Linked DNA regions of Mus musculus: region 1 is linked to region 2. A link is a loop called in an ENCODE intact Hi-C map of the cell type or tissue named here. Cell type or tissue: heart. All regions are shown on one strand. Region 1 holds the start of Pan2 (PAN2 poly(A) specific ribonuclease subunit). Region 2 overlaps Baz2a (bromodomain adjacent to zinc finger domain, 2A).

Region 1 (4,000 bases), 210 kb before region 2:
TGGGATAGAGAGACCCTGTCTTTAAAAACAATAAACAAACAACAACACAACAAAAACAATAAACAACAGTCAGATATGGTTACATACAAGGAAACTCAGCACTTTGGAGGCAAAAGCAGGAGGACTGCTGTGAGTTCTAGATCAGCCTGGACTATAGAGAGAGATGTTGTCGCAAAAACACAGTAGTGATAGGAGAACTGACAGAGTGGAATGCCTTATGAAACTAAATATGTAGTTAATCTCTCCACTCCCTTGTTGGTTTGAAAGACCCAGCTAACTCTCATCAGTTCAACTCAGTTTTGACTACCTGCAAAGAGCTGTCCTTGGGCAAAGACCAGATAAAGATTTCTAATACACCCTTTCAGCCTTCAGAAAGGGGTATAGTTCTTACCCCATGGCTCCCCACCCACAGCATCTCCTCATGTAAATCAAAGTGGGAGACAGACACAGGCACTCCCACTTCAGCCACCACGCTGTGCAACTCAGAGTAGACACCTTCCATTATGTGCACTGACTCCTGGACAGGAAGAGCCTCCAAGGCCACTCCCTCTGGGTCTAGCTCCACATTCTGTAGCAAACTTGGATTCAGGTGGGCATCCAGGACTGGGTCCAGGGTAGAATGCATAGCTGGGGAAAATTCGGCCAGTCCAGGATCCAGACCCTCAAAGTTCATGACGATAGTGGCCGCTGGTCAGACCGGAGTCACACCCTCCCTTGCCACGCTTCCTACAGACAAGTGACCCAGCCTTCAGGAGGACAGCACCAGTGAACCTAGAATGGACATTCTGGCCTGCAAGGGAAAGAGGCAGCGCAGTCAGGGATAGGCCTAGGTACTGGAAGTATCTTCTATGTGGACAGGACAATCAGGTAGGCAGAGGGGATGAGACTGCCAGGCAAAGACGGAAGCATGCATGAAGAGGACAAGGGCAACGCTGTACTGTGAGTGGCATGACAGTGTCCCTTACTCTGCACCTCTAAACTTCCTAAGTTCCCTGCCAGCCCACCAAATGATCTAACTCTTGACTTCCCTTTCTCCTGAACCACAAGGTGAAGGGAGCGGGTTTGATAGGGGCTGGAGTTCGGGGGAGAGCTCTGAAATGCTTGTTTCTTAGAATTGGACATGAGACAAAGGGGCTGGGCGGTGAAGGGGGCAAGACAAGCCAGTTTCCCAGAATCCTTTACAGTGGTTACCCAGCATTCTCCAGGGGGTGGGTAACAAGAACGGCCAGTTACCCACAAACGGGGCGGGGGTAAGGGGGAAGTAATGGAAACGGATAGCTACCCAGAATTCTTTGAGCGAACCAGAGAAACTGGTTACCCAGAATTCTCCCCCAGCGCAGGGGACGGGAGGGGAAGGATTAGGGCAAAGGTCAAGACGTGTTCCTGGGATGCTTACGGGGAATGGGTCATTACCAAGATTTCTCCATGGCGGATATTTTGGAGCGCGTGGAATTCAAACGAGTAGGGGGTAGAGAAAGCGCCGTCAGCTCCGCGGGAAATTCCAGTTTCCCTACTACTCCCCCGCCTCTAGCTCAACCTAACCCAAGCAAGACGGACGGTGGATTGGCAGCCATCGCTTCCAATCAGCGGGGGCCACGGGCTCATCCCAGCCAATCAGAAAAAGCCAGGTACAGGCAGCGCCTGAGAAGGAGAGTGACGTAGCCTCCGCCAAAACAAGGTTACGGAATGCCACCGGGGACAAACTGAATCAGGCGCGGATCTATTTGGTGTTACGAAAAGTAATCCCTTCGCTCTCAGGCTTTGTTAAGCAAAATTAACTTTAGACTTTGAAGCCAAGCTTTTACGCTCCCTGAATAAGAACTAGACTAAAGGGGCGCCAGAGGCTAAGCACTGGGACTCGCCCGGTGGGTATTCCCAGCGTGGCCTTCATCATTCCCGGCGTATAGACCTTCATCTTGCTGTGCCTGTGAGCCATTCCAATACCTCTGACCCTGTACCCCCGAAACTCACTGGCATTTCCTATGACTTCTAGATGTGGGGAAGAAAAAGGAAGCGGGAGCCTGACTTCTAGTGTGGCCCAAGTGGCCACCTTTTCTCTATTTCTAGAGGCATCCATCTGAAATTCCCATCAATGTTTGTGTCGTCCCCAGAGGTCCCCTAATTTTCCCAAGAAACAAGTCTCCTAGACTGTCAAAATTCCCCTAGACCGTGGAGCTGGACATTGACCCCAAGAGAGAGATAAACAGTAAACTGAGTCAACTGAGCTGTAGCTATTCTGAGGGGTTCTTGATTAATCTCCAACTAAGAGATCCTACTGCCTCTCCCTCTCCTGTGAGAGTGTGTCACCGTGTCTAAAATATTTGGGGGTACTGGCTGTGTACTAAACTGCTTTGGAATTGGTCCAGGCTGTGAGATGTCTTAGGTTGCCCAAACTCAGCTCTGTCATCTCTGTTTTTAAAGGCCCTGTGCCACTAGTGGTCCATACCTACAATACCTGCATTATTAAAGCAGAGGCAGGAATCCCTTACAAATTCGAGGCCAGCCTAGGCTACATAGATAGTAAGGACCAGGCTTGCTATGGCTACATGGTGAATATCCCTTTCAACAGGTGCCTGTGGAAGAAAGTTCTCACCAATAATAAACACCAATAATAAAACTTTTAAAGCATTTATTGGGCCAGGCATAGTGGAGGTATATTTGTAATGGCAGTAATCCTGAGGCAGGAGGATTAGTGTTCAAGGTTAGCTTCTTCTATATAGCAAGTCCCAGGCTAGTCAGGTTACATGAGACCCTGTTTCAAACAAACAAAAACCAGGCTAAGTGGGATGGCAATCCCACCACTCAGGAGGCAGAATGGATTTCTGTGAATTTGAGGACAGCTTGGTCTACGTAGTGAATTCTAGGCCGACCAAGGTTAGACAGTGAGACCCTGTCTCAAAACACCCCCCTCATCCAAATAAAAATGTATTTCTTTTCAAAAAGGTGAAAGAGGATTTCAAGATGGTACAGCAGGTAAGGATACTGCTACCAACTGTCAGGGTCTGAGTTCCATCCCTGAGACTCAATGTGGTTGTCTTCACATTCATACTGTGGCACACATACATAATAAATAAATTTAAGTGTCTATCTGTCTCTGTCTGTCCCTCTGTCTCTCTCTCTCTCTCTCTCTCTCTCTGTGTGTGTGTGTGTGTGTGATTTTTCTCTCTCTCAATAAAGGCAAGCAAGTAGAACTTCAAGAAAGAACCCTGAGGCAGATGCATCGGGACTTCATCTATGGATGTTCTGCAGCCTAGCCTACCTGAAACTCTATCTAAAAAAAAAAAAAAAAAACAAAATAAAATAGTAATGGGGTGGGCAAGGGGGACATAGGCACTTGGGTATTCCACACACCAAGAAATCCTACATCAAAATAGAGAACACCTAACTCAAAGGATCTCTGGCTTCGCTGGTCCTTAGATTTAAATTTTCATACAAGGACTTAGGTGCTAAGAGACCCAGACAGTCCCTACACAGAAATCTCCATATTAAAGACTCATAATTGAAAGAGACCTCACAGACCACGGGAGTTAAGGAGCTTGAGATACTTGGAGTAAATCGGTTACTTTTTGGTTTGTTGAGCTGAATTCTCAGTAAGGAGTCCAAACTAGACTTGAACTTGTAATCCTCCCTTCATATTAACCCCAGAACTGGGTATACAGAAGGGTGCCATCAGACCTCACTCAATAAACTACTTTATGAATCAAAATCTACTTCCACTTGAGTTTCCTCACAGTATCCAATATAATGACACAGTAATTTTACATGGAGCGAAGCACACCTGTAACCCCAGCGCTTGGGAAGTGGAGGCAGGAAGATTAGGAGCTCAAGGTCATTCCGAAACCAGTCTGGGCAACAAGAAACTGTCTCAAAAACAAGGAACTAAACTGCAGAATATGGGTTGAGCCTGATACAGGTCTATAATCCTTGTTACTAAAGCTAAGTTAGAAGACTCAAAATACAGGGCTGGAGAAATGGCTCAGCGGCTAAGAGCACTGACTAC
Region 2 (4,000 bases):
GGCCTGTGTGAGGGTGTCAGATCCTCTAGAACTGGTACATAGGGCTGCAGACAGTTGTAAACTGCCATGTGGGAGCTGAGAATTGAACCCCAGTGCTCTGGAAGAGCAGCCAGTGCTCTCATCTGCTGAACCACCTCTCCAGCCCCTGCAGACCAACAATTAAAAATAACAAAAGCACGTTATTTTGGGATGGAGAGATGGCTCCTCAGTTAAGCGCTGTTCTTCCAGAGGACAGGAGTTCAGTCTTCACATTCACAAGACAGTTCACAACTATTTTGTAACCCCAATCCCAGCAATCTAAACCCTGCATCGGGTCTCTATGGGCTGGCTCCAGGCACACCGGTGGTGCACAGGCATACATGCAGCAAAAGACCCATACACATAAAGTACAACAACAAAAATTTTAAGGAAAAAGAAAAAACCCTACCCTTCAAGAAATATTCTTTTGGGGCTGGAGAGATGGCTTAGTGGTTAAGAGCACTGGCTCTCTGCTCAAAGTCCTAAGTTCAATTCCCAGCAACCACATGGTGGCTCACAACCATCTGTAATGGGATCCGATGCCCTCTTCTGGTCTGAAGACTGACAGTATACTCACAAACATAAATGTTTAAAAAGAAGAAAGAAAGGAAGAAAGAAAGCCAGCCAGCCAGCCTTGTATAGACGAAAGTTACATCATGATAGCAAATTCCCCTAATTTGTTCTGTAAAAGGTAAAAAAGTCAACGAGGAGGTTTCCCTGCAGGACTGGACTAAACTCACCACTGAGGAACAAGCTTAACACTCTCGTTAGTAATAATAATCAGTCCCCATCCCTATATACTAATCATAAGTACACATCTTCCCCCTTTCCCTTCTTCCACATCTCATAAGTATCCTTTTCTCCACAAGCTTATTTGCTCCGATGATTTGCAAAAAAGAAAAACTGTCATGCTTAAAAATATTAAGGATCAAGAAAGCCACTCTAATTCCATAAAGATCTCAAGTACTCTTGGCAGCTTTCTACACTCAATCTGCACTGCTTGTTCTGAAGAGTGATCACTGCTCGTGATAACTCACTTTGATTTTCTATGACCTCTAACTTGGTTGGGGCAGGAGTGGGGTCCAGAAGAGACAGTGTACAAAGGAGGACCAAGATCAGTGGGTCAACTATAGTTGACCGACTACTAGATGACAAATGAATACTACAGTGGAAAAAGTCTAACGTTTGGCAGATCCAAGCCTGCCCAGAAGGCTTCAGAAAATGAAACCAAATCAGATTAAAATGGTCATTTCAAAACAACAAGAGACGCAGCATCGAACGCACAGCTGCCATTTCCAGGCCACTTCCTGCGGGAGGCTGGGGGAGGGGCAGTTTGTGTACAGATGGAGGTGGTGGAAGCTATCGCCCCCACCAACACCACTCCCCCCGAAGGATACAAATCCCTCATTCCTGTAAGCTCCACAAAGGATGCCTGCTATTGGCATTGACTTGTGCAAGTCGGGAACGCCGGGAAAGAAAGGGATGATGCGAGAGCACCGTCTCTCTACGGAAACGGGGATCCCCTTTGGAGAGGATTTCCTTGGGAAGGAATCCCTCTTTATTCTTCCCCTCAGTTTTCGGCCCTACTCAAACCAGACGCCAAGTATGAGTTGTATCAACCCCCATCTCTAGAGTCAGGGATTCTCCCGGGGCTCCAGGGCCCCAAGCCAGGCCAGCACGACCGACAGCCAGGCCCTCTCCACGACCCGGAGAACAGAAACCCGAGGCTCTCCGGGGAGTCACCGCGGAGTCACCCCCACTCACCGCGGCCGAAACCCCCATCCGCACGAGCCTCAGGTGTAGCCCACCGTGGGAAGCCCCGCGTCCATCCCCTGCACGCCCGCGACCCCGCCGCCCCAGGAGGTGGAGCCCTCCCGGGGATTCCGCCGCCACTGGATGGGTCTCCACCCCAGCCGAGCCCGACCGCACCGCCACCTCAGGGGGCCTCGTCAGCCGCCACCCGCGCCCGGCCGGGGTCTCCCAACAGCTCCGGCGGCGTCCCAGCGGGGAGAAGTCCCGGTCACCTGAGGCGCCAGCTGCCTGAGGAACTCCCGCGGACACCGGGCGCCCGACCCTCGGCCCCCGGCCGCACACCCAACAAACCTGAGGCGACCGCGTCCAGCCCGGTCGGGGCTCGCTTCTCCCCGGGGGACGGGCGGTTCACATGGCCAGGCTCCGGGCGCCAGGAGGGAGGAGACTCCCGCGGGAGAGGGGTGCAGGGTGCGGGGTCTGGGAGGGGGAAGGGGGTCGCGGTTCAACCGCGGGGCCTGAGCTGAGCCAACATGGCCGGCGGGGGAGGAGTAAACGGAGGGGGCGGGGAAACGGGGCCGGCAGCACCGCCCTCCACCGCCGCGGCCGCCGGGTCCTAGTGCCCGGCCCCGATCCGAATCTGGGTCCTAGCGCCCAGAATCCCTCCCAGCAGTTCCCTGCTTCACCAGCATCTCTTTGAGGGTTGGAGTCTTGCTTCACGCAGGTCAAATTGAAAGGTGAGCCATATCCCAGGATTAACCATAACGGCTAGAACCCATTTCTAGGACCATTTCGGGGCTGTTTATTTCCTCAGCAGGGTGGTGATGAAAAAGTGGAAGTTGATACATAGGGAGCGATTTTACAGGGATGAAAAGGAAGCAGTATACTCACCTATGTCCTGTAGGGACAACCTGGTCCTGCCTGGATCACTGCTTTCCTGGTGTCATCTGCAGGACCTTGGTCGTTGGAGAGAATCCTGCACATGGGGAAAGGAGACTTGGCTCTGGCTCCACACAGTCAAGATCTGAATCTAGCCTAAATGTGGCCAAAGGGTAGAAGATAAGCAGTAAGATAACCAAAAAACTGACCCAAATATTTTTCTGTTCCCATACCTTTTCTTTTTCTTTTTTGGTTTTTCAAGACAGGGTTTCTCTGTGTAGCCCTGGCTTGTCCTGGAACTCACTCGATAGACTCGCCTCGAACTCAGAAATCCGCCTGCCTCTGCCTCTGCCTCCCAAGTACTGGGATCAAAGGTGTGCGCCACCACCGCCCATCTCCCAAACCTTTTCCAACAAGGCTACATGGCTGTGTTCTTTGGAGAACTGGAAGTCTAGACAGGAATTATGGCTTAGCTTTCATCTGAATGTTATTGCAGGGACCCAAGATGGGAAACAGTGTCGTATGTTACAGCTTTTTCTTTTCAGTTCCTACCTCTCACTCACTAGGTGAAGAACTCAAGACCCACAGAAGCTCCCCGACCTGTTCAAAGTCACACAGTAAATAAAATATGACTAGAAGGGAACTGCATTCCCCTTCCTTCCAATTCAAGACTTCTGGCTTCATAATTCCCATTCAAATCAATGAAATGTAGTTTTAGAATGTAAACAATTGCCTAAACTACGCAAAGCTAAGTCTGAAGACTTAGAAAGAGCGACACACAGAAACAAGATTCTGGCTGGTTTTGAGGGGTCAACAAATACATTTTTCTCTGGGGGATCCCAAGAGCTTGGAAATCTGGGTGTGGACAGAGTCTGATTGAACCAAACCCGCAGTCTAACGCCAATGTCTTTACCCCAGACAGGGATTCTGAGTGTGGGAGATGCTTTACCCACCCATCATTATAAAAAGTTCAGATAGGTTTCAAAAGGAAGATCTCTTTAAGATAAGCCAAAAATGTGGGCTCAGCACATGGTTCCTCTCCCTCAACAGAGCTAAGTAGATTACTAAGGGAAGGAGGAGACAGAACAAAATCTCTCTCCCCTGTCAAAATGAGTTTATAAAGTCAGTCACGGCAACCTACGCCTGTAATTCATTCCTACACTGAAGAGGCATAGAGGAGAGGATCGCCCTGTGAGCTCAAGGCCAGCTCGGTCTACAAATCCAGTTCCAGACTAGTCAGGACTTCATTGTGAGACTTTGTCTGGAAAAAACACAAAAGGACAAAGGTCGCCTGGGGGGATACACCTTATCTTTCCAAAAGCCCACTAACCTCCACGCCCTGGAGAAAGGAGAA

The links. Hi-C counts contacts between places; a loop is a spot of excess contacts. Peaks named below come from ENCODE experiments on the same cell type or tissue, not always from the same donor. Only the 100,000 strongest peaks of a DNase experiment are listed, where the experiment ranks them.
Region 1: a loop joins it to region 2, with 2.3 times the contacts of the local background. A loop is called at or near these places in 1 of 42 quality-filtered maps.

Annotation. Positions count from the first base shown.
Region 1 is chr10:128,300,885-128,304,884 of GRCm38, reverse strand. It overlaps Pan2 (PAN2 poly(A) specific ribonuclease subunit), which reads right to left and starts at 1,550. Exons shown (of 26, transcript NM_133992.3): 1 at 1,414-1,550; 2 at 392-790. The coding sequence starts at 673. In heart, no CTCF peak of the experiment used is centred here; DNase peaks (open chromatin) are centred at 1,294 and 1,594; H3K4me3 peaks cover 2,598 bases; H3K27ac peaks cover 2,450 bases.
Region 2 is chr10:128,095,182-128,099,181 of GRCm38, reverse strand. Baz2a (bromodomain adjacent to zinc finger domain, 2A) reads right to left here. Exons shown (of 30, transcript NM_054078.2): 2 at 2,659-2,743. Among named protein-coding and RNA genes, the nearest start is that of Baz2a, 4.4 kb to the right of the region's middle. In heart, a CTCF peak has its summit at 2,456; DNase peaks (open chromatin) are centred at 1,391, 1,831 and 2,251; H3K4me3 peaks cover 2,373 bases; H3K27ac peaks cover 2,236 bases.